2 separate regions of the Homo sapiens genome follow, and region 1 is linked to region 2. Evidence: chromatin loops called from intact Hi-C (ENCODE). Cell type or tissue: heart left ventricle. All regions are shown on one strand. Each heading gives the region's core, and the rest is flanking DNA. Links, peaks and the distances in the headings are about the cores only. Region 1 overlaps LIPC (lipase C, hepatic type). Region 2 overlaps LIPC (lipase C, hepatic type).

The links. Peaks named below come from ENCODE experiments on the same cell type or tissue, not always from the same donor. Only the 100,000 strongest peaks of a DNase experiment are listed, where the experiment ranks them.
Region 1: it touches region 2 in a loop (1.9-fold over the local background); 3 of 110 quality-filtered maps call a loop at or near these places.

The regions. Positions count from the first base shown.
Region 1 is chr15:58,489,037-58,491,947 of GRCh38, forward strand. All of the region lies in intron 1 of LIPC (lipase C, hepatic type), which reads left to right. The region is part of intron 2 of LIPC-AS1 (LIPC antisense RNA 1); the gene reads right to left. Among named protein-coding and RNA genes, the nearest start is that of LIPC-AS1, 8.2 kb to the right of the region's middle. In heart left ventricle, for the core only: no CTCF peak of the experiment used is centred there; a DNase peak (open chromatin) is centred at 1,459; H3K27ac peaks cover 1,784 bases.
Region 2 is chr15:58,563,493-58,566,403 of GRCh38, forward strand. LIPC (lipase C, hepatic type) reads left to right here. Exons shown (of 9, transcript NM_000236.3): 8 at 13-231. Among named protein-coding and RNA genes, the nearest start is that of LIPC-AS1, 66 kb to the left of the region's middle. In heart left ventricle, for the core only: no CTCF peak of the experiment used is centred there; no DNase peak of the experiment used is centred there.

The DNA.
Region 1 (2,911 bases), core at 225-2,724, 75 kb before region 2:
AAATAATTGTGGTTCTCTCTGGGCCGCCTTCTACTTCACAACAATACTGAGCTGACCTTACAGATAAGCTGAACAGATGGTTGCCTCCATGGTAGTATTTGAATAGCACCAGAAAGTTTCACCTCTCCAAAGCATCTTTCTGCTGGCCTGAAATTCAACCATTAGGGATTCATTTTGTTGCGGGGGCGGGGGGGCGGCTTACAAGCTTCCCAGGGTTCAGGAGCACTCTATTAAATAGCTGTTGTAATCACCCAGCAGGTTCTTCCTATTCGCTGCATAGACAAAACCAGTTCACCAAGACCACGCTATTGTAGTAGAGTTTAACACAAAGCCAGCTACGCAGAAGACAGTTATTACTCCAATCAGTCTCCCTGAATGCTCAGCGGTTAGGGTTTTTCAAGGATAGTTTGATGTACAGGGGATTAGGGAATGGGTGCTGCAGATTGGTTGGGGATGAAATCATAGGGTTATGGAAAACGGTCCTTGTGCACTCAGTTGGCCTCTGGGTGGGGGCCCCAAGACTGGCTGAGTCATGAGCCTCAAGTCCGGATGTAGTCAGTCTAAAAAACAACTCAAAAGATCCATCTTAGGCTCTACAATAGTGATGTTATCTACAGAAGCAATTAGGCAAGTCACAAATCTTGTGACCTCTGGCCACATGACCCCTGAGCAGTAAGGGATGATAGAAAATTTGCCTATATCTTAGCAGAATTCAGGCCCCTTTCATAATCCTGACCTTCTGGCCTTTCACTGGTTTTGCAAAAGTGGTTGAGTTTGGGGAGTGGCTATTATCCTTGCTGTAAGGTTCAACTATAAACTAAATTCCTCCCAAAGTTAGCTTGGCCTACACCTAGGAATGACCAAGGACAGCTTGGAGGTTAAAAGCAAGATGGAGTCAACTATGTCAGATTTCTCTGTCATCATTTCACAAAGGCAGTTTCACTGTGACCTGCTAATACTGTGGGGAAAAGAAAAAAACAGTACTCATTGGGCCTTAGGCATATTCTAGGTTCTTTGCAATACTTAATTTTGTTTTTAATCTCAAACCAGTCTGAGACAGGATTTACTATTCAGCACATTTTTGAAACTGGGAAAATGAGTCTCGAGATGTTTAGGAAACTTGCTAAAAGGTCACATGAGTGACAGGGTTAGGACTTAAACATGCGTGGGGTCGGGAAGATGGCAGGCACAGGGTATCAGGCCAGGGGAGATGCCCTAGAGCCAGCGACACTCAGCCTACTTAACTTCTTCTAAGAGCCGGTCACCTCCATAAGGACAGCCAGAGCTTCTGCCAGGAAAGAAAGAACGTTGATGCTATTCGTTTTCCAAAAGAGCGTATCTCCTCCGGCTAATCTGAACATATTTCTTACAGGGCTCTTGAATGCCCCTTTGTAGCTGAGTGGGTGAAACGGCATCACCAACATTTGGCCCTGCTGCTCCACTGAGAGCCGGCGCCGTTCGCGGGATAATTATCCTGTAGTCTTCTCACCTCCGGAGAGAATGCAAGGCGCCCTCCTTCCAAATCTGGCCCGTCACGCCAGCACCACTTATTTTTAGAAGCTGTTTTCCCCTCATAGTTTCACAACCTCTAATCTGCCACTCTCCAGTGAATATAAATTAAAACACAACAATGAAATATGGAGAAATGTTTTCTCCCGTCATCTCCAGCTCTCTGAACCCGGGGCTGGGAGTGGGTGGAGCGCCTGATTTGTCTCCCAGGCGACACGGAAAGGGAGGCAGTGAGACGTGCTACCTGGTCGCTTCCGGCTCTGATGAACCACTGCCAGCCAGTTATTAGGGAGGAGGGCAGCACTTGCAAAAATTTCAGGTCTCTGAGAGCCCAGAGCCTGAGAAGTGTGGAGGATACTAATTACACCCAGGTGGAAGCCTGGCCACAGCTCACCTCCTAAGGAAAGAGCGAGCCCATTAAATAGCCAGGAAGGAATGGAGTTCACAGGGGATTAGATTTCTAGATTATAGCCTCAGAGTCATTCTCAAATTTATCTCCTAAAATCTGGAGGTCAAGGAACAAAAGCACCCTTGAAGAACAGGTAAAGGGAGCCTGGTCTGAATTCTTAGCTCCTGACAGCCAGGCCGCAAGAGGACAGACATCCCGTGCACACACGCCCGCCCCATCGCCAAAGAAAGCTCTAGAGCTAGACACTTAGACTGGCCTTTCATGAAATGACAGCACCTGCCAAACACAATAGGGAAATAGTTAGTCCAGCCAGGCAGTGCCATAGAGTGGTCAGAGCATGGGAATTTCAAGCAGACAGCAGCAGGCTTTAATCCTCACTCTACTCTCCCCAGATGTGTCACCAAGGCAAGTCACTCAGCTTCTCTGAGGCTCAGTTTCCTGGCCTGTAGAGTGGGAATAATTATAATACTATCTTGGTTGTCAGGTTTAAAAGACCAAATGAATGTCACTGCCTGGCAGACTACTTAAAACAATAAGAGGTGCTAAAGTTACTTTAAACCAACCCTCTCCACCCTCTCCTTCCCCACCTCAGTTTCATACCCCAGAGACCAAATTCCTGATGGATTCCTAAATGATATCTCTGCCAAATACTGGTGCCAGGTGCTGGGCAAGGCACAGTTTTGCAACCAGCTGTCAGGCAGCAACAACTTCACAGTCGTACTTTTATTCAGTGTGTGGTAAAACTTCTGGGACAAGAGTCAAAGTCGTAGGGCTTTAGTGGGAAACTGCCATTGCCTGACCAGAGGTACAAAGCACTGGCCCTTCCCTCATCCCTGGCCTGACCTAAGAGGGCTGGGGTACCACAGGACTGTTGACCCCACTGAGAGCTCAGGGTGCCAGAAACACTGCCTGCCACGTGATTCCTATTGGTCCTTCCAGAGATGCTAACAGGCCTGGAGGCTGGAGGTCTCTCTGCCCACACTTTCACACATG
Region 2 (2,911 bases), core at 283-2,782:
TGTGTATTCAAGGGGCAAAGGAATTGCTAGTAATAAAACGTATTCCTTTCTTATCACGCTGGATGTGGATATCGGCGAGCTGATCATGATCAAGTTCAAGTGGGAAAACAGTGCAGTGTGGGCCAATGTCTGGGACACGGTCCAGACCATCATCCCATGGAGCACAGGGCCGCGCCACTCAGGCCTCGTTCTGAAGACGATCAGAGTCAAAGCAGGAGAAACCCAGCAAAGGTGACTGCTGATTCAATCTCCTATTAACGTCCATTAAGCACCCACTTGTGCCAGGCAGTCTCACAATTTAATACTCACATTCATCATGTGAGGTGAGTATTATTAGGCCCTAGTGATGGAGTACAGAAGCTCAGAAAGGTGAAGTGACTATCCCAACTTTACACAGCCACAGGTGCCAGGACAAGGATTCACACCCAGGTCTTTGAATACACACCAGGGTCTCCCCACTGCCCGTGGCTAACGCTGCCTGCCTCTGGAGCCTGAGGACCATCACACGAACCCCAGGCTTCTCAAGCTTCGGTGCAGGTGAATCACCAGGTGATGTCAGTGCTGCCAGTCCAAGGTGCTGTGGTAGATGCAACATCTTTTTTTTATTGTTTGCCCAAAGAAAATCTTTTAACAGATCACAATATCAAAAATCTCGATGTATCTCTCTCTCTCTCTCTCTCTCTGTGGTCGTATCTTTCAAATGTCAGTTGCCAAAGAATCACTGGGAAGCCAAACACATTTGCAGAATTCCTGGACCTACCCGCAGATTCATGGTGGGCTTGGGAAGGGGTCCAGGATGCCTGTTGTTGAATCAGAGCCCTAAGAAACTCCAATGTAGAACAATGGGTCACCCGAAAGAAATGCTGCTGTGTTTGATTTAACATCTCCCGTGGCCCCAAAGTCTCCAGGGATACGAAGGAGCTGGGGTGGGGAGCAAAGAAAAGGAAGGACAGGGCTGGGCGTGGTGGCTCACACCTGTAATCCCAGCACTTTGGGAGGCCTTGGCGGGCGGATCACCTGAGGTCAGGAGTTCAAGACCAGCCTGGCCGACATGGTGAAATCCCGTCTCTACAAAAATACAAAAATTAGCTGGGCGTGGTGGCGCACAATGGTAGTCCCAGCTACTCGGGGGGCTGAGGCAGAAGAATCAGTTGAACCCAGGAGGTGGAGGTTGCAGTTAGCCGAGATCGCGGCATTGCACTCCAGCCTGGATGACAGAGAGAGAGACTCCGTCTCAAAAAATAATAATAATAATAGAAAAGAAAAGGAAGGATGCTCCAGCGCTCCTGAAGTCCTCCCAGCAAAAGAAAGGGCTGCCCAGCACACCCTGCCATAGCAACCGTGCTTTTCGGTCATCCGTGGTTCTCCACGGCAGAATTCCAGGCATCCCCGGGCCCTCTCCTCTCTCTTCCCTTCTCTATTCAGGAAACGGTCTCTCCTCTCCCACCTTCACTTGTCGCGAAGGCCATGTTTCTCTTTGGCTTGTCCTCATAGAGGTGGAAAACAGCAGGTTTCTAACCTCTGAACTACCCTCTTCCGTCACCCCCTGGGTTTCACTGCCAGATGCCGGCCTGTGGCAGATGTATGCCCCTGAGTCCCTTTATACAACCGCACTCTGAGATTTTATCTCCCTGGGATGCAAAATCCTGGCAATTACTGAGAGCATACTCTGCCGTCTGCCAACAGATCTCCCAACAGGATCAATCTGGGAAGATTAAACTGCTCGCTCCTCTTCTGCACTGAGCTCTTCTCACATGACTCTTTGGCCCATTGGAGCAGCGCTGCTTCTGAGCTCTGACCCTGCCCAGATGCTCTTAGCTGGAGAGTAATTCCTCAGTTTAGGTGGCTGCTCACCCTGACAATCCCATGTGGCTTGACCTGAAAGGGTGGCTAAAGCACAACACTACCTTCTCCACTGGGGCACACCCATGTGGTACGGAAGAAGAAATGAGGAGAGGGAGGGGCCTGGCCCTTCCAGGGCTCCCACACGGGGTGAGCATTGAAGCAGGTGCTCCATGGCATTGGTCTCACGTGATCTTTGCTGTGATCCTGAAATGGGTAGTATTGGCTGTGCAGATTAGGAACCTGAGGCTCACAGAAGTTACACAGCTTGAGGACATTGCTCAAAATTGTCCCAGTCCAGATTTGACTGGGATTTGTCTGATTTATTACCCATTTGTTGGGGGTGTGCTGTTTCCAACAGTTCCTTCTTCCATTAGTTTTGGTTCCATTAATCTGAATTTTCTCAGTCTAATCTAGCAGAGTTGCAGTGCTGGACATTAACATATGTATGCATCAAACCCATCCTTAGGGCTGTAGGAGGTACTGTATGCGGGTTATGGGAGCTATAATTTTTTTTAGGTTGTAAATACCGAGTGCCTCCTCTGTGTCTACACAGTGCCAGGTACTATCGGAGAATACAAAAAAAAAAAAAAAAATCTGAGTTGTGGCTCTTGGTAGAAATAAACTCCAGGACCTAACCAGGAAAATAAGATGAATTAATTTTACTAACGGTGTGGTCCATCCCAGGGCTTCTCAAACTTTCACGAGCATACAAAGCATCTGGGAATCATGTTAAAATGCAGGTTCTGCTTTAGTGAGTCTGGGGTGAGCCTGATGTTCTGCATTTCTAACAAGCGACCAGGCAATGCTGTTGCTGCAGGTCAACAGACCACACTTTGAATAGTGAGAGTCCAGCATTACACAACCCGGGAAGTGTAAGAAGAAAGTTCAGACCCGTACACTTGGGGCTGTGCTGCAACATGCTTTGAGGAGGCCAAGAGGTGTTCCCAGGGAGACAGGCAGCCGGCAAAGCAATATGGCTGGCAGGATCGGATGGACTCCAGTGTCAGCCAGTCCTAAACTCACATTTTAACTTCACTGCTCACAATCTGTGTAGCCTCAAACAATA